Regions from separate parts of the Homo sapiens genome. Here all the other regions are linked to region 2. Evidence: read pairs that join two places in POLR2A ChIA-PET (ENCODE). Cell type or tissue: PC-9. All regions are shown on one strand. Links, peaks and the distances in the headings refer to the core of each region. The heading gives the core; the rest is flanking DNA.

Region 1 (6,288 bases), core at 1,109-6,108, 520 kb after region 2:
ATGTAAATTAGTTCAGTCACTGTGGAAAGCAGTTTGGAGATTTCTCAAAGAACCTACAACAGAGCTGCTATTCAATTGGTAATCTCATTTCTGGGTATATACCCAAAGGAATAGAAATCATTATGACAAAAAGACACATGCACTCCTATGATCACCACCAGCCTATTCACAATAGCGAAGACATGGAATCAAACTAGGTGCCCATCAATGGTGGATTAAATAAAGAAAATGTGGTACATACACAACATGGAATACTACATACCCATTAAAAAAAAAATCCTGTGAGGCCGGGCACGGTGGCTCATGCCTGTAATCCCAGGACTTTGGCAGGACAAGGCAGGTGGATCATGAGGTCAACAGATCGAGACCAACCTGGCTAACATGGTGAAACCCCGTTTCTACTAAAAATACAAAAATTAGCTGGGCGTGGCAGCGCCTGCCTGTAATCACAGCTACTCAGGAGGCTGAAACAGGAGAATGCCTTGAACCCTGGAGGCAGAGGTTACAATGAGCTGAGATCGCACACTCCACTCCACCCTGGCGATAGAGCTAGACTCCGTCTCAAAAAAAAAAAAAAAAAGAGTCCCGTGGACAGAAGATTTTCCTGGTGGAGTGTAAAACAAACTGGGGTGATAGAAATGAGTTCTGTGGACGTGCTGCTCTCCACTTGGGGCCCATCCTTCATTTTGCCGAGACCACCAAAGACTGGGCCTTCCTGGACAGGAGGGGTTCCTCCCCACACGCCTCCCCTTGGGCCCCAGTCCCCCACCACTGCGTGTGTCCGCCCAACCCTACAGCTTCTCTCCTTTCGGGAATGTCATTTCTTGAACCGCACTCCATCACAAGATGTGGTCCAATGGTCTATCCAAGGTCCAGGCAGAGAATCCGTGATCAGGTGACTCTTTGTATTGCAGGGATCTGACAGCAGAGACAATAAAAGTAGCACCAGTTTTAGGGCCAAATATGCAGAAACGCAGAGACCAACCAGACCCACTGGCTGCTTCATAGACTGTCTCTATAAAGTCCCTGCTTAGATAAATTCCGCTCCAGGGCCGGGTACACCCTGTAAGAGGCTGGTGGATTATGTGAGGTCAGGAGTTCAAGATCAGCCTAGCCAACATGGTGAAACCCCGTCTCTACTGAAAATAGGAAAATTAGCAGGAAATGGTGGCACAAACCTGTAATTAGAGCTACTTGGGAGGCTGAGGCAGGAGAATCGCTTGAGCCCAGAAGGTGGAAGTTGCAGTGAGCCAGGATTGCACATATTGCACTCCAGCCTGGGTGACAGACCGAGACTCTGTCTCAAACAAACAAACTAACAAAAATAAATAAATAAAAGAAAGATAAATTCAGCTAGGGAAAGAACCCGAGGACTATACAGTAGCTTCCATTTTTTTTTCTTTATTAGTGTGGCTGTGACCTCTTTGAGGGTCACAATTACAGTAAGTAAATGTAAAAACCACAGGGCACAAAGACAGGACCCTGCATTTGCCAGAAATGGAATCCAGGTCTCCCGGGTGGGAGGTGTAATTTCTACCACTGAACTGCCAGTGCCTCCTGACCCTGAGCTCTGCAGCCTTGGAAACAGTTAAGACACAGACTTGGGGAAAGGAGTCAAGATTTTCGCTGTGTTCTCTTTGATGTGACTAACAAAAAAGACACCCAGAGCAAAGGCTCGCAGTGGTGATTTGCATCAGGCAACACCACAAAGTTATGGCTTCACATTAAAAGAGCTGACTTGAAAAAGCCTTATTCTGAGTAGGCTCTGTGCAACTTGATAACAAACCTCTGTAGGAAAAATCAGAAATTCACCCAGTTTCTTGTCTCTGGTCCTGTATCCAGTGTGAGCCTGTGGAAAGTTCTTGCCTCGCTTGTTGATGTCTTCTCTTTGCCTCCCCATTGCTTGGTGCCTCTCAAACCCTTTCCTCCCAACCTTGACAGGAACATCAGTACTTTCTCCAAAAAAGGCTGTCAGAGAACAGGGACCCTGGTTTGGAAAGCTGAACTCTTGGGACTATGCCTGGGATACTCCAGGAGACCAGGGTGATAATTGAACTTCTCTCCTCCTACACCTCTTTTGAATTCCTGGAAAAGGCCTGGGATTGGATCTTGCTTTTAACTTCTTATGCCTTACAGAGACCTAAGCAAGAGCGAAGAAATGGACATTTCACTCCCAGATTTCTTCCCTTCACCTCACCCTGGTTGGCCACCCAAGGAGGCCAGTTCAGGGAAAAACAGTTCCATTTGATTCTAGGTAGATGCTAGGATATTACTCCTCTAGCTAACAGAAAGTGTTCTTTTGTTGTTTGCTTTTGTTGGATATTCATGTTTTCACTCTCATTCTTTTGTTTATAATGAGCATGGTACAGATTTGCACTGCTCTTTTTGTTGTTGTTGTTTGTTTTCTTTCCTTTTTACATTTTTTATTTCCAACTTTTCTTTTAAGTTCAGGGTACATGTGCAGGATGTGCAGGTTTGTCTTATAGGTAAACGTGTGCCATGGTGGTTTGCTGCACCGATCTTCCCATCACCCAGGTACTAAGCCCAGCATCCATTAGCTACTCTTCCTGATGCTCTCCCTCCTCCCAACCCCCACCCTCCAATAGGCTCCAGTGTGTGTTGTCCTTGCTCCCCAACCCCATGTATCCATGCATTCTCATATTCAGCTCCCATTTATAAGTGAAAACACACGGTGTTTGGTTTCCTGTTTCTGCGTTAGCTTGCTAAAGATAATGTGTACTGCTTTTGACCTGGCACCGTCGTTCACACCTGTAATCTCAGCAATTTGGGAGGCTGAGGCGTGTGGATCATGAGGTCAAGAGTTCGAGATCAGCCTGGCCAATATGGTGAAACCCCCATCTCTACTAAAAATACAAAAATTAGCTGAGCACAGTGGCGCGTGACTGTAGTCCCAGGTACTCGAGAGGCTGAGGCAGAAGAATCACTTGAACCAAGGAGGTGGAGGTTGCAGTGAGCTGAAATCATGCCACTGCACTCCAGCCTGGTAACAGAGCTAGACTGCGTCTCAAAAAAAAAAAATGTATATATATGTATATCTCCCTCCTATACAATATATACGTATATATATATATATATATATATATATAATATAATGTGCACTGCTTTGAATATTTAACCCTTTTCTGCCCATTAAACCATTAGAGCTGGCATTTCCTTTTCTATCCAATCTGAGAGACTTAAATCCATTATAATTCACAGCAGTTAGTGTTACATTGGAGATGACAGGCACAGTTAGTCTCATTCCCACCACCTCATTGTATGATTTCTGTGTTTTGGCTTTGTTTATAAAATCTCTTCCTGCCTTTCTTAACTAGACTGGTCTGTCTGGGTAAATTTTCTGTTTTTCTGTAGTGTTTTTGAAATTCCATGTCCCTGATTAGTTAATATATTTTCTTAGATCTCAGGTGCACAGGGAGAAGGTAATCATGTACCTTAGCTCAGGGCACATTATGGTGGCAGCTCTGAGCAAGGCACTTACTGTCTTTCCTTCTTTTCTCTGTTTATCCCACTCCCATTTCCCTGTCCACTTCCAGAAACACGTTCTGAGGAGTTTAGTATATGCTCTTTTATCTCACACTTTCTCTGCATATTTCAATAAGGGGATGTCTTTGGAAGACATACATTGTTCTTTGAGGATGGAGGATATTAAAACAACTTTAAAGTTTGAATTGGTTTCCAAAAACCCATTCCATCCTCTTTACTCCATTCTGTGTACTATCTTCTCAACTTTTCTATTCAAATAGAAAAGTTTGTGTATAAATTTGGGGAGGAAGAAAAGAGTCAAGCCAATGTAAAATGGGCAAAATACTTGAACGGTGTTTGTTTACCAAAGAGAATTTCTTAATGGCCAAATTGCATAAGAAAGGATTCTTGGCATTATTACTCATTCAGGAAACACAAATTTAAAATGCCATGATACTCCATAACACACCCATCAGAATGGGTAACATTTAAGAGACAGGGAAAGCCACTGGCTTATAAAAATGCAGAGCAACTGTAACTCTTGTTGCTGGCAAGAGAATACAATACTGTAAACAAACAGATGCCTGTAATCCCAGCAGTTTGGGAGGCCGAGGTGGGCTGATCCCTTGAGCTCAGGAGTTTCAGACTAGACTGGGCAAGATGAGGAAAACTCATCTCTACCAAAAAAATTCAAAGAATTAGCCAGGACTATAGGTGTGCCTGTAGTCCCAGCTACTCAGGAGGTTGCAGTGGGAGGATTGCTTGAGCCTGGGAGGCAGAGGTTGCAGTGAGCTAAGATTACACCACTGAAGTCCAGCTTGGGCTACAGGGTGAGACCCTGTCTCAAGGAAGGAAGGAAGGGAGGGAGGGATGGTGGGTCCAGGTGCGGTGATTTACCACTGTAATCCCAGCACTTTGGGAGTCTGAGTCCAGTGGATCACAAAGTCAGGAGATGAAGATGATCCTGGCTAACACAGTGAAACCCCCATCTCTACTCAAAATACAAAAAATGAGCTGGGCGGCATGGCACATGCCTGTAGTCCCAACTGCTTGGGAGGCTGAAGCAGGAGAATCACTGGAACCTGGGAGGCGGAGGTTGCAGTGAGCCGATATCATACCAAAACCACAATATCAGAGATGATAAATTCGCTGGATGGGATTAACAGCAGATTAGATGTTGCAGAAGAAATGATCAGGGAACATGGAATCATGAATAATTGAAAATATGCAAAATGAAACTCACAGACAAAAGAGATTTTTTTTAATGAAAAGATTATCAGTGAACTGTAGGGCAGACTTAAGAGGTCTAATTTTTGAGTAATGGGAGTCCCTGAGAAGGAGCAGGGAGGAAAGGAAACATTTATTTTCTTTCTTTGTTATTTTTCTTAGGAATGGGGTCTCAGTATGTTGCCCAGGCTGGTCTTGAATTTCAGGCCTCACTCAACACCTCCCGACTTGGCCTCCCAAAGGTGTGAGCCACTGTGCCCAGCCAATTTCTGAAGAAAAATAGCTGGAAAGTTCCCAATCATAACAAAAATTATAAATCCAGTGACCCAAGGAGCTGAGGAAACCAAAGCGCAAGAAACATGAATAAAACCACTCCTAGATACATCATAATAACATTGCTCAAATCTGGCCAGAAGAAAAAGACATTGTACATACACAGGAGCAAAAATGAGGATTGCATCAGCTTCCTTTCTGCTCTTGCCGGCCTCTACCAGGAGCAGCAATGCACACGAGCAGACAGAGAAGCAACATCTTTAAGGTACTGAGGGCAGGAGAAGTTAATGTAGAATACTATGCCAGAAAAAATAAATTCCCAAAAGTGGAAGTGAAATAAGGACATTTAGAGATGTACAAAAGCTGACCGAATTCACTACCAGTCAACCCACACTACAAGAAACATCAAATGAGTCCTCCAAGCAGAAGGAATCCAATACCAGATGAAAATCCAGATCTCCACGAGGAAATGAAGAACACCAGAAATGGGTAACTATACTAGGTATTTTTTTATTTTGTAAATTTCTTTTGTAAAAATTTGACCATTTAAACAAAAGCAATAACAATGGGTTGTGGTGTTTATAACATGCGTAAAAGCAAAGTGCATGTCAGCTATAGCGTCAAGGCCAGAAGGTGAGATATAATATCACTTGAAAGTTGACTGTGATAAGTTAAAAAGGTTTGCTATAAGCCCTAAGGGAATTACTAAAATAACAAAAGAAAGAGTTATAGCTAATAAGCCAACAGAAGAGAGAGAATAGAATGATATAAAAACTTTATGAACAGTATGATAGAGTAATTGTTCTTCCTATAGTAATTGCACCTCTAGCCTAAAGAAATATTTAGACCAGTGGCTGAAAATGCCCGTACAAGAATGACTAGAGCATTATATGTAATTATAAAAAAATCACAGAACCAATTTAACCTCAAAAGCATATGGAAAGGGCTAAATGAATGACAGTTAAAGAGAGAGAGAGAGAGAGAGAGGGAGAGGGAGAGAGAGAGAGAGAGAGAGAGAGAGAGAGAGAGAGAGAGAGAGAGAGAGAGAGAGAGAGAGAGAGAGAGAGCGGCGCGGTGGCTCACTCCTGTAATCCAGCACTTTGGGAGGCTGAGGCGGGCGGGTCACAAGGTCAGGAGATTGAGACCACCCTGGCCAACATGGTGAAACCCCGTCTCTACTAAAAATACAAAAATTAGCTGGGTGTGGTGGCGCGTGCCTATAATCCCAGCTACTCAGGGGGCTGAGGCAGGAGAATTGCTTGAACCAGAGAGTCGGAGGTTGCAGTGAGGCGAGATATCTTGCCA
Region 2 (6,288 bases), core at 907-5,906:
GAGTTCGAGACCGGCCTTGCCAACATGGCAAAACTCCATCTCTACTAAAAATGGTGTTGCATGCCTGTAATCCCAGCTACTCAGGAGGCTAAGGCACAAGAATCACTCGAACCAAGGAGGCGGCGTTTGCAGTGAGCCAAGATCGCGCCGCTGCACTCCAGCCTGGGCAACACAGTGAGGCCCTGTCACACATACACACAAAAAAATTATTTTATTTGTTTATTTGTGTTAGAGTGCCTTCCCCACCAAACTCTAAGATCCAAAAGGCAGAAATCATGTCTGGTCTCTAAAATTATACTCCTAAAGCCTAACATAATGCCTACCTGAAAATAGCTGGTCAATAATTCTTTGTTGAGTGACAATATTTTCCACTTGAAACAGTAAAAAACTATAGACTCTACCTATCTCTGATGATCATCAAGTGACCAGTGAAAGGGAAAATCCTTAATCATATTCTACTTAAAAATCTAGGATTTTAAAAAATCTGTTTATTATCAAGGACCAACTGCAGGGGCTTCCAGAACTTCCTGAGGATTGGGACGTGGGCAGCTCCCTCCAGCCTCGCTGTTTTCCTGATTTCCACATCATGACAGCAATCCTTCAAGATGCCTGCAAGGTGCCTACCGTCCTTGTTCTTTTGTTTTTCTCTCTGGTATCGCAATTTGCTATTAGGAAAAAATCTGAAACCCATTCATACTATGATTTTACATAGGAGTATTATTAGCATTTAACCACTTAAACACTTGAGCCATTGGAATGAAACATTCTGGTCTTATCTGGCACTGGAGGAAGCAATTTAAGGAAATGGGCCTAAAGAGGCCTGCAACTTGAGTGTGTTCACTCTATTACCAACCAGCTTATGCTCTTTAGTGATGAAGCTTTAGAAGGGAGGGAGAAAGAAAGAAAATGAGAGTAGACATACATGAGGTTGAAATCTTACTATAAGTTACTTTTTGTAGTCCAGCATATAATGAACTGTTAAATGTTAATGACTATGTTTATAAACATGTGAGATGGACTGTTTTTTTTTTTTTCTAGGAGAAAAAAATGGGTTCCAAGTGCTTTCTCTGGTTAGACTACTGCGGTATCTCTGGGTGGAGCACCTTATCCTCAGACAGAGGCCAGGTGTACTCCTAAGTCTCCATATTGGTGTCATAATATGCGTTCTATGATCTCTTTGCAAGACCTTTTTTAAAAAGCTTTCCTGCCCTGATAAACAAGACTGATTGGTAGTTAAGATTACACTTCTGTTTGTCTTTCCTAATCTTCTCTCAGAAATGACACCCATTTGTTGGTGAAAGGCTAAGTGGCCGGTCCCTTGACCCTTTGTTTGGAGCAACAGTTATTTCTCTTCTTCCAAATAGATGAAATATCAATAGCGAGCCAGTGAGAAGCAGCCCCACTCTCAGGGAGCTCTCCTGGGCGTCAGTTTACGTATCTGTAAAATGGTGATACAAACACCTATTTCACAGACTCATCCTTGGGGTCTATACTTCTTTAAAGCCTTCTCATTTTTAGGTCCAGGTCAGGTCTCCCCTCTTCTCTGTGTAGTTTGTTAGTTTTTTGTTTTGTTCTGTTTTGTTTTATTTTTTATGTATCACCTCCTGGAGCCTATGGTTCCTAGAATTGATGATAAATGAATTCGTGTTTAATTCTGTTCTAATTGTTAGAATAGAATAATGTGAGTTACTCTGATCACATTAGGCAGATTGTGGGCTTGATAAAGGGAAGTTCTGGAATCATCCCTCAACATCCCATTTTCAAATACTGTGTATTCAAAACAATAACAAAAATAATCAGATAATAACAACAATTACCATGTAATGACTGTTATTTCCCAAGCACTCTGCTAAACTCTTTACAGTCAACTCAGTTAACAGCCCTATGAGGTACTTAACAGCTCAGTTAACAGCCCCATGAGGTAGATATTAATGGGGCCCAGTTTACAGATGAAGAAACCAAGGCTCAGAGATTGTCTTGCTGGAGTCCAGATGTAAGTTAACAACTGGAATTTTAACCATTGCATGCCTGACTTCAAAGCTCTTTGCATTACTGGCTTACTGATGGGTATAGTCCAAGCGCTCCCCTCCCCACCAAGTCTGCCATCCTTCTCTTGTAGTCACAGTATGAAGTGGACAACAAAAGAGAGATAGATGTAGAGATAGATTTTATTAAGACAAATTACACATTTTACTATATTTTTCCTTTCTAAAACCCTCACCATCAAAGATTGATCCCACAGAATTTCTAATTCAAGAACACTCATTTCATAAAACATTTCAGAGATAGAAGGAGAGAAAATATTAATGCTAGGCAATAGATTAAAAGGTGTCCCCTCCAGGGACCCGGGATGATCAGACATTCCTTCCTAAATGGCATCCTAGTCACTTTCCTCCACCTCTCCACTCTCATTTATCTTTCCACCCAACAATAGCATCCAAGTGTCAGCAGAGGGCCCAGAGATGGGCAGGTGAGTCAGAGGTTGAACCTCCTTCTGAGCCTTTACCCTCCTCTGTCCCAACCTCTTGTGGCTATCTGTTTAGGTTAATAACTGCCAGGCAGCCGGAGAGGAGAGCAGGAAGACACAAGTTTCTCTGTGGTTTCCTTTCCTTATTTCAGGACTCCCCAAGCCTTTACCCATCCCATCAGCACCCACACACACACACACGTGCATTTTAATAATGTAATAATCCCTCTATAAGTCTCAGTTTCCAATTCCAAGCATCGTTTACCTTCATCCAAAACAACAGCAACCCATTATGGATCCAGTGAATACAGAGACCAGGCCAATCCCTGGGGAAGGCAAGGCTTTTCTACAGCCCCCACTTGGCAGTCTCATTAGGGGCACTAGGGAGACATAGGAATCTCTGCGCTCTTTAAATAAAGGCCCTGCCAAGAGAGCTGGAGATTCCCCTACTATTTCCTTGCCCCTGCTAAAGCCTCCAGGAGAGAGAGATCTGGGGGCCTCCATAGCTGTCATCACACCTCCTCTTGGCACTAAGTTGGCAGTCAGCAAAGGAAGTAAATAGGAGGGGAAAATAGTTTTCCAGTGTTTTCTCTCCATTTTTATTTTCATCTTCACAGCAGAATTTTTTTTTCCACAAGGGGAATCTGAGAAGTACAATGCTTTCTTTGTTTTAACAAGGCCTGGGGAAATTCCACTGGCCTCAGTGGCTGATGATCTGGTCAGGGTTCGAGAGAGGACAACAGCTTCTTGGATATTCCTGTTGGTAAGGCCTTCAGGGAATGGCTGGGTGAACAGCCAAGGGAGAAAGGGAAGGGATGGTTTCTATCATTGGATTGAACTGTAAAGGAGCTGCAGGGTGACAGATGTTGGCAGGAATTCCAGTAGAGTTTGTGTGTACAGTGACTCCCTAGCAGGGCTGACACCTGCACAGGCTAGGTGTACACCCTAGCAGAAGGAAAGGTTGCAACATCACCAAGGTGGGGCATTTGCCAGAGGTACATACCAGGGCATTTGCCAGAGGTACATACCAAGGCATTTGTAAAGCTGAGGCTGCTGGTAAAGTTCCAAGAAGCCCTTTTTAAGGCTGAGTAGAGGGAGGAGAAGCCAAGGGCAACCCAAGGCCATCTCACCACTACTCCGAGGAATGGTCCATGGAGACAACAGATTCAAGAGCACATATAATGCAAGTTCCTTGATTCATGCTGTCTATTGGCTGGGAACTTTGAGCTCTTCCTTGGAGGAGGGAGGGTGATCAGGTCAAGGAGGTAGGAACTTAGAGAACGCATTTGGTATGCTGCTGGTATGTAGAGAGAGAGTCATTCTATCCCTCTGGCTATCCCTTCCAGGCCAGCTTTTGCCATGCTTCCCTTCTTTCCCTCTACCCTGTTTCATGAGTAATCTGAAAGGCTTCGTATACTGGGTAGAGGGTGGGGAGGGAACTGCAGTCTGGGTGGGTTGTCACCTCTCTTACTATCCCAGAGCCCTGGTTATAGTTTCTAGAATTAATGAGCAACGTCATTGAGACCCGGGGCTCAAAGGAGCCAAGCAGTGATGACAGTGAGAAAGCATCAGTTCAGAAGGGACACGTCTTTCCTCTCTGAGCCTCCTTTGTTCCCACCTGGTCCTGATCCTCCCATAAAGGAGGGTCACACTGATAGGTCATCTGACCTTGCCTTGCTGCTGGCCTTACTAAGACGTCGCTTGTCACTATGATAGCCATGGGGAAGGCGGTGACCTGGTGAGACTCCATTGGGCACCTCAGGCTTCTGGCCATAACGAACCTGGATGAAACCTTCCCCAGGAGTCTGCTCCTGACCTCGTACTTGCTCGGTGACCAGGTTGTCTGTGTTTTGTTGGGAGGCCATATTATTGCTGAAGGGATTGAAGAATTTTCCCCCAGGGCCATTCTCCAGGCACTGATTAAAGTCGGGGGGTGGTGTGCAGCTCTGGACTATGCCCACAGAGGGGCCAGAAAGCTGGCACTTAGCCATGTGCTGCCGCGGTTTGACAAATCGCTGTCTGATCTTCTTCCAGCCCAGGTGGTAGAGTTCAGCCAGGCTAAGGAGGAGGGACAGTGCAGCCACAGCCAGCATAAAGACAATGAAGACATTCTTCTCTGTGGGCCGGGATACGTAACAGTTGACCGGGTGGGGACAGGGACTCCTGCGGCAGACATGCAGGGTGGTCAGGAAGATTCCGTAGATGAAGTACTGGCCCACAATGAAGCCCACCTCCATGGTGGTGCGGATCAGGATGCTGCACACATAGGTGTTGAGCAGAGTGCCCTGGAGGGCAATCCTTCCATTCCCTTCCTCCCAGCAGGACAGTTCTGCCTTCTCTGCCACCGGGTACTCGTAAGAGCCAGAGCCCCGGACCTCTTTGGCCCTCTCGGCCTCCCGTAGCTTGCGCTTCTCCTGCATGCGCACAGTGTGCATGGCGTGGCCCATGTACACCAGAGAGGGCGTGGAGACGAAGATGATCTGCAGCACCCAGTAGCGAATGTGGGAGATGGGGAAAGCCTGGTCGTAGCAGACATTCTGGCAGCCAGGCTGAATCGTATCACACCGGAAATCAGCCTGCTCATCCCCCCAGGAAGACTCAGCAGCTGTGCCCAGCACGAGCATACGGAATATGAAGAGGACAGTGAGCCAGACCTTGCCTACCACGGTCGAGTGCTTGTGTACTTCCTCCAGGAAATTTCCCAGGAAGCTCCAATCGCCCATCTTGGCACAGCCAGGGAACAGATGCCAAAACTTCTGCAAATGGGAGAGAGAGAAAGAGAGAAAAGAAGAAGGATGTTCTGTGAAGGTCTGGAATGTCTATCATGTTCTGGGATTCCACTGATCCATCCATCCAATGGGTTCTTTAAGAAAATGCAACTTAGAAGTCAAAGCAACCAACGAAAAGCTCGCTCTCCTTTCCCAGCAAAAATAAAAAGAAAGAGAAGATTCAAAGTAGCCATATTAGCAAAATTAGAGCATGGCTCCCACACTTTAACGGATCTAGAAATCGTGGTGTGTGTTACAATATGGATTCTGCTCTTGCCCCAGTAATTCTACTTCAGGAGGTCTGGGATGGCCCCCAGGAATCTGGATTTACAACAAGCAGCCCAAGTAATTCTGATGCAGGCGGTGAGGGACCGCACCTGGAGAAACACGAGTATTAAAAAGAACACAAGACTGGGGTCTGCAAATGTGACTCTGGGCATTTACCTCACTGAGTCTGTTTCTTCATTTATCGAATGGGGATGGGAATAGCTACACCAGAGAATTCTGAGGATTAAATGATATGAGGTGTGTGATATTCTGAAAATCATTCCACAACTGTTCCAAATGTTTAAATGGCTGTTGGATGGAAAAGGAATTTTTTTATGGCTCCAGAGGGCAGAACTAGGTGGAGGAGGAAAGAGTGAGGATGGGATTGGCAAATTTGGCCCCTCAGGAAGCACTCTGCAAAAATCAGAACCATCCAGCATGGACCAGCTGTGTTGGGAGGTGGCAAACAAAAAGTGTGCTTTGGTCACACCAGCTAACAGTATCACAGATGAGTGCTCACTTCCCCTGGCTGGTAAGGCAATGTTGATCTCCCATGCCTCGGTGCAACACAGCCATTCCAGCCACACAGCTCAGCTCGCCCTGCTGCTAAGTTTCTGTGTCTCATTTAAATAAGGTTCCCACACACAGATCTGCCCACCCTTATGTCCAGAATAAATGTCCCAAAACTTTATGTCCCTTACAAAATCCTCCCTCATCTGGCCTTTGTCTGCTTTTCCAGCCTGTTCCTGCCTGTCCACATGAGTTCCTTTTGTCCAGCCATGCCAA
Region 3 (6,288 bases), core at 598-5,597, 96 kb after region 2:
GCACTTTGGGAGGCTGAGGCAGGCAGATCACGAGATCAGGAGATCAAGACCATCCTGTCTAACATGGTGAAAGCCTGTCTCTACCAAAAATACAAAAAACTAGCCGGGTGTGGTGGCACACATCTGTAGTCCCAGCTACTCAGGAGGCTAAGGCAGGAGAATCGCTTGAACCCAGGAGGCGTTGATTGCGGTGAGCCGAGATCACGCCACTGCACTCCAGCCTGGACAACCGGGTGAGACTCCGTCTCAGAAAAACAAAAATAAATAAATGAATAAATGAATAAATAAATAAATAAATTTAAACACAGAATGACTCAAAATATACGTTTGCTTGTTTTTGAAAAAAAAAAGAAGTAATTAAATTGAGATCCTTAGGATGGGCCCTAATGTAACATGACTGGTGTCCTTATACAAAGTAGAAATTTGGGCATAGATGTATACAAAAGGAAGACCGTGTGAAGACACAGAGAGAGACAGGCATCTATAAGCCAAAGATATGGGCCCTCAGGAAAAAAAAAAAACCCTGCCAATACTTTCATTTCAGACTTCTAACATCCAGAATTGTGAGAAAAATCATTTCTGTCATCCAGGTCACCCAGTTTGTGGTACTTTGATTTGGCAGCCCTAGCTGACTAATACACCATCCCAGCATCTTCATCCCATTACATCATCAGCAAAATCTCTTCATCAAATCTCATCTCATCAGCTCAAAATCCAAAATCTCATTATCTAAATCATATAACTCAGGTACAGACAGGGATCCTGGGTACAGTCTATTAAGTACAATTCCTGGGGCACAATTTCTCTCCATTTAAGAACCTGTAAAACTTAAGAGACAAATTATCTACCCACAAGGTACCCAACATACAATGTTCAGATAGACATAGGATAATTGCTATAGACATCCTGGTTCAAAAATGGGAGAGATGAGAGATAAATAAAGGAGTCACCTGTCCATCACAGTATTGAAATTCAGCCAAGCAAATATTACATTTCCTTGATTAAGTTTCAAGGAATGGGAATAGAGACTGTTTAGCTCTCTAACCTCTGAACTCTGCACTCTGGTCTCTGAGTCATCTTTCCTTTTTGACAAAAGGTAGCTCATGTTTGCAGCTGAGTCATTTTAATCAGTCCACTTTCTGCCAGTAGCTCAGAGTCCTCTTTCAAGCCTGGTGTAGAAAGCTAGAACTAGCATATAGAGTGAGGAGGGCATATTTGCAGGTGAGGGGCTAGCAACGAAAATAGGAGATTGGTCTCGTACAGGAACACTGGTCACATAATTAAATATATTAAAGATATTGAGAGCCAGGTTTCTTACCATCAGAAAATGGATTAACAAATATGAAAAATGAGAAATATAGAATGAACTCTGTGGTTTTGGATTGGAATTGGAAGTATCCGTTTGCAATATATAGAGAGAAATATAAAAATATAGATATAAACGTGTGTGTATATCTATATATATTTCTTAGCTATGTCCACTGAGAAGTCCTGGGAAGTGAAACACCCCAAAAGCAAGAACCAAACCTGTTGCCCAGATGCGGGCTTCTCAACATCATTCTCTACTTGAAGGAACCAGGCCTCTTCAGAGAAATGTCTTGAGTTTAAGGCTTGGGCAGGGAAAGTATGAGGTGAGCTCATAACATTTTTTCCCCTCAGAAGGCAAGAAAGTACTCAAAGAATGATAGGACTATATCAAAAGCACACAAACACCAGCTTGAAGAGGCTTCCAATGGCCAAACTGGAGACAATTTGAGTATCAAAGAATGATAGTAACAGATCATAATTCATTGAATAAAATAGGAAACCATGAGCCCATACAGGTATAAAACAATAAATAAATTAATTAAAAGTTTGTTCAGGAATAGAATAGTTACAAAGCTTCAACATTTTTCACACAAAATATTCATTAATTACAAAAAGAAGTAACTTGAAACCGGAGACTAGTAGACATCATCTTAATAAAGCAACTCTTGGCTGGGAGCGGTGGCTCATGCCTCTAATCCCAGCACTTTGGGAGGCTGAGATGGGTGGATCACCTGAGGTCAGGAGTTTGAGACCAGCCTGGACAACATGGTGAAACTGCATCTCTACTAAAAATACAAAAATTAGCCAGGTGTGATGGTGCGTGCCTGTAATCCCAGCTACTCAGGAGGCTGAGGTAAGAGAATCACTTGAACCCTGGAGGCAGAGGTTGCAGTGAGTCAAGATCACGCCACTGCACTCCAGCCTGGGCAACAAGAGCAAAACTCCGTGCCAAAATAAATAAATAAATAAATAAATAAATAAAGCAACCAAAATTGACATCATCAATAATGGGAAAAATTGAAGTTTTGCACTACCTGGCATGATGCACTGAGAAGAACACAGTATCACTTCTATGTTATTCTTTCCAAAGATGCATAACCCAAGTCTATTCTGAGGAAACAGCAGATGGCTCTGAATTGAGAGACATTCTACAAAATAACTGGCCTACAATCTTCGAAAGTGGCAAGGATATGACAGTCAAGGAAAGATGAGGAACCATTTCAAATTGAAGTTAGCCAAAGATGTGATACATGCAGCATTTTGAACTGGATCCTCTTGCTATAAAGAGTATTATTGCAACACTTGGCAAAACTTGGAATGGGATCTGATAAAAATGATTCATCAAGGTTAATTTTCTTTTTTCTTTTTTTTTTCTTTTTTATTTAAGTCACAGGATTTCACTCTGTCACCCAGGCTGAAGTGCAGTGGCACAATCACAGCTCACTGCAGCCTCAACCTCCCAGGCTATAGTGATCCTCCTGCCTCAGCCCCCTGAGTAACTGGGAATTGTATTGTATATACTATATATAGTCTATATAAGCATATGGAAGAATGTCTTTGTAGGAAATAAACACTGAAGTTTTTGGGATAATAGGGAATCAGGTTAGCAGCTTATTCTCAAAGGGTTAAGGAAAAACAGTTACTTCTACCATACTTGTACGTTTTTAGTGTGACTGTAATCCTTTAAAAATATTTAATTTAAAAGTATACTAATAAATAAACGGGCCATGGTTTGACTACTTTTGGGCAGGCTGTCCTCTCACTCCAGCTTGTAGGCCATTTCAGGGCCTGTTGGGTTGGAGACCAATAGTTCGTTGCCAGTCTCAGGCAGGAAAATTGAACTGATTTTGTCCATGCATCAGCAGCTGCCTGAACGTGGCTCAAGATTTCCTGCCTGGCCACATTTCTGGTTAAACTTCACTGACAAATCATTCTCACTGCTCTCAAAATATTTCCCCATGTGTAACGGAGTCACCAAATCAAAGACTTAGGTCTGGCTCTAAAATCTCTCACATTCTTTAGACTACAGCTCTCTGTCTGTCCCTGAATCTTCCTAAACCAGCCAGGCACCCAGGGCTCCTCAGGAATGATTTACTTGCTATTATATTGTGGGGAATGTGGCTGACTTTTGCAAGAGATTTCCTGTCTTCTCTCAACAAGTGACTAAACTGGTTACAGCTAATTCTGCTGGGAAGTAACCAGCTGTTTTTCCACAATGCTGCAGCCATTTCCATGAATTAATTTGGGAGTATTGTAGACCCTTGAAGCAGCATAAGGCTCTGGTGCCTATAGCTTTAGTAGGATTTAGCATCCTCAGCAATGGGCTGAATATAAAGAAACATAAAATCTATTAACGGCTGCTCCTGAAAATGCCTGTGCAGTCTTGGGTGAGGTAAAGAATCTCCCTATTCTTATGAGTGATGAAATGATAGCACCACTAACCCATACCTATTGTCAAGGTGTGTGTGAGGATAAACAGAGTGTATTTGGAGAGTATTGAATTCTATATTAAGAGAATGTAGTATAGCCATATTGCCATATTTATTCAGTGTTAATAGCAGGAAGCAATTTAAAATCCTAGCCCTGCTAAATAAAGGAAGAATTATTATTACTAACAATTACATTTAGATAATAGTTTGTGTTCAGCCACTTATTTATATACTCAGCACACATTCACTGAACACATACTCTGTGCTGGTCACTGTATAGGCACAAAGGATGTAACTGTGAACAGGACAGCACAGTCCTTGCCCTCATGGTGCATAGAGCCAAATGAGGAACTGTGCAACTAGCCACTTCTTGCAAGTTTGAGGAGTAATAAAAAGAAAAAAAAAGAACTTAATTTTCAATGAAAATGACTATTATTATTAGGCAAGTGAAAAAAAAATCATAGGCTTGGAAGTCAGAAGAGGATTTGAGACCTGGATCTCCTGCTTACTGCTATGTCAGCCTCAAAAAGTTACTTAAATTCTGGTCGCCTGGGCAAGATGGCCAACTAGTGACAGCTCCAGGCTGCAGCTCCCAGCGAGATCAACACAGAAGGTGGATGATATCTGCATTTCCAACTGAGGTACCCAGCTCATCTTATTAAGACTGGTTAGACAGTGGGTGCAGCCCACAGAGGGCAAGCAGAAGCAGGGAGGGGTGCCACCTCACCAGGGAAACACAAGGGGTCAGGGAAGTCCCTCCCCTTGCCAAGGGAAGTCGTAAGGGACTGTACCACGAGGAATGGCGCATTCTGGCCCAGAAACCATGCTTTTCCCACAGTCTTTGTAACCCGCAGACCAGGAGATTCCCTCAGGTGCCTACACCTGGGTTTCAAGCACAAAATTTGGTGGCCGTTTGGGCAGACACAGAGCTAGCTCCAGGAGTTTTTTTCATACTCCAGTGGTGCCTGGAACGCTAGCAAAACAGACTGTTCACTCCCCTGGAAAGGGGGTTGAAGCTGGGGAGCCAAGTGGTCTAACTCAATGGATCCCACCCCCATGGCTAAGACCCACTGGTTTGAAATTCTTGCTGCCAGCACAGCACTCTGAAATTGACCTGGGATGCTAGAGCTTGGTGGGGGGAGGGGCATCTGCCATTACTGAGGCTTGAGTAGGCGGTTTTTCCCTCACAGTGTAAACAAAGCCGCTGGGAAGTTCAAAATGGGCAGAACCCACCACAGCTCAGCAAAGCTGCTGTAGCCAGACTGCCTCTCTAGATTCCTCCTCTCCGGGCAGGGCATCTCTGAAAGAGAGGCAGCAGCCCCAGTCAGGAGCTTATAGATAAAACTCCCATCTCCCTGGGACAGAGCACCTGGGAGAAGGGGCGGCTGTAAGCGCAGCTTCAGCAGACTTAAACGTTCCTGCCTGCCAGCTCTGAAGAGAGCAGCGGATCTCACAGCACAGCGCTCAAGCTCTGCTAAGGGAGAGACTGCCTCCTCAAGGCACCTCCTCCAGTGCCTCCTGACTGGGAGACACCTCCCAGCAGGGGTCGACAGAAACCTCATACAGGAGAGTGACAGCTGGCATCTGGTGGGTGCCCCTCTGGGATGAAGCTTCTGGAGGGAGGAAGAGGTAGCAATATTTGATGTTCTGCAGCCTCCGCTGGTGATAGCCAGGCAAAGAGGGTCTGGAGTGGACTTCCAGCAAACTCCAGCAGACCTGCAGCAGATGGTCCTGACTGTTAGAAGGAAAACTAACAAACAGAAAGGAATAGCATCAACATCAACAAAAAGGATGTCCACACAAAAACCCAACAGAAGGCCATCAACATCAAAGACCAAAGGTAGATAAATCCATGAAGATGAGGAAAAACCAGTGCAAAAAGGCTGAAAATTCCAAAAGCCAGAATACCTCTTCTCCTCCAAAGGATCACAACTGCTCACTAGCAAGGGAACAAAACTGGACAGAGAATGAGTTTGATGAATTGACAGAAGTAGGCTTCAGAGGTGGGTAATAACAAACTCCTCTGAGTGAAAGGAGCATGTTCTAACCCAATGCAAGGAAGTTAAGAACCTTGAAAAAAGGTTAGAGGAATTGCTAACTAGAATAACCAGCTTAGAAAAGAAGATAAATGACCGGATGGAGCTGAAAAACACAGCACGAGAACTTCGTGAAGCATACATAAGTATTAACAGCCAAATCAATCAAGCAGAAGAAAGGATAAAAGAGATTAAAGATCAACTTAATGAAATCAAGCATGAAGACAAGACTCAAGAAAAAAGAATGAAAAAGAATGAACAAAGCCTCCAAGAAATATGGGACTATGTGAAAAGACCAAACCTATGTTTGATTGGTATACCTGAAAGTGATGGGGAGAATGGAACCAAGTTGGAAAACACTCTTCAGGATATTATCCAGGAGAACTTCCCCAACCTAGCAAGGCAGGCCAACATTCAAATTTAGGAAATACAGAGAACACCACAAAGATACTCCTCGAGAAAAGCAACCCCAAGACAAATAATTGTCAGATTCACCAAGGTTGAAATGAAGGAAA

What was found. ChIA-PET counts read pairs that join two places held together with the same protein. Peaks named below come from ENCODE experiments on the same cell type or tissue, not always from the same donor. Only the 100,000 strongest peaks of a DNase experiment are listed, where the experiment ranks them.
Region 1: POLR2A ChIA-PET joins it to region 2 with 6 read pairs; 1 of 35 experiments calls an interaction of 5 or more read pairs at or near these places.
Region 3: POLR2A ChIA-PET joins it to region 2 with 7 read pairs; 3 of 35 experiments call an interaction of 5 or more read pairs at or near these places.

Annotation. Positions count from the first base shown.
Region 1 is chr1:148,274,060-148,280,347 of GRCh38, forward strand. LINC01731 (long intergenic non-protein coding RNA 1731) reads right to left here. Exons shown (of 5, transcript NR_183739.1): 2 at 1,179-1,315; 3 at 796-918. It overlaps LINC02806 (long intergenic non-protein coding RNA 2806), which reads left to right and starts at 5,209. Exons shown (of 2, transcript NR_187239.1): 1 at 5,209-5,472. In PC-9, for the core only: a CTCF peak has its summit at 6,048; a DNase peak (open chromatin) is centred at 4,022; H3K4me3 peaks cover 2,709 bases; H3K27ac peaks cover 2,972 bases.
Region 2 is chr1:147,754,049-147,760,336 of GRCh38, forward strand. GJA5 (gap junction protein alpha 5) reads right to left here. Exons shown (of 2, transcript NM_181703.4): 2 at 2,151-5,223. The coding sequence starts at 5,190. The coding sequence ends at 4,114. All of the region lies in intron 1 of LOC102723321 (a long non-coding RNA gene), which reads left to right. Among named protein-coding and RNA genes, the nearest start is that of GJA5, 3.4 kb to the right of the region's middle. RefSeq lists a silencer at 4,333-4,627. In PC-9, for the core only: no CTCF peak of the experiment used is centred there; DNase peaks (open chromatin) are centred at 3,453 and 3,763; H3K4me3 peaks cover 1,410 bases; H3K27ac peaks cover 2,985 bases.
Region 3 is chr1:147,850,287-147,856,574 of GRCh38, forward strand. No RefSeq gene overlaps it. Among named protein-coding and RNA genes, the nearest start is that of GJA8, 49 kb to the right of the region's middle. In PC-9, for the core only: no CTCF peak of the experiment used is centred there; DNase peaks (open chromatin) are centred at 1,065 and 3,355; H3K27ac peaks cover 2,187 bases.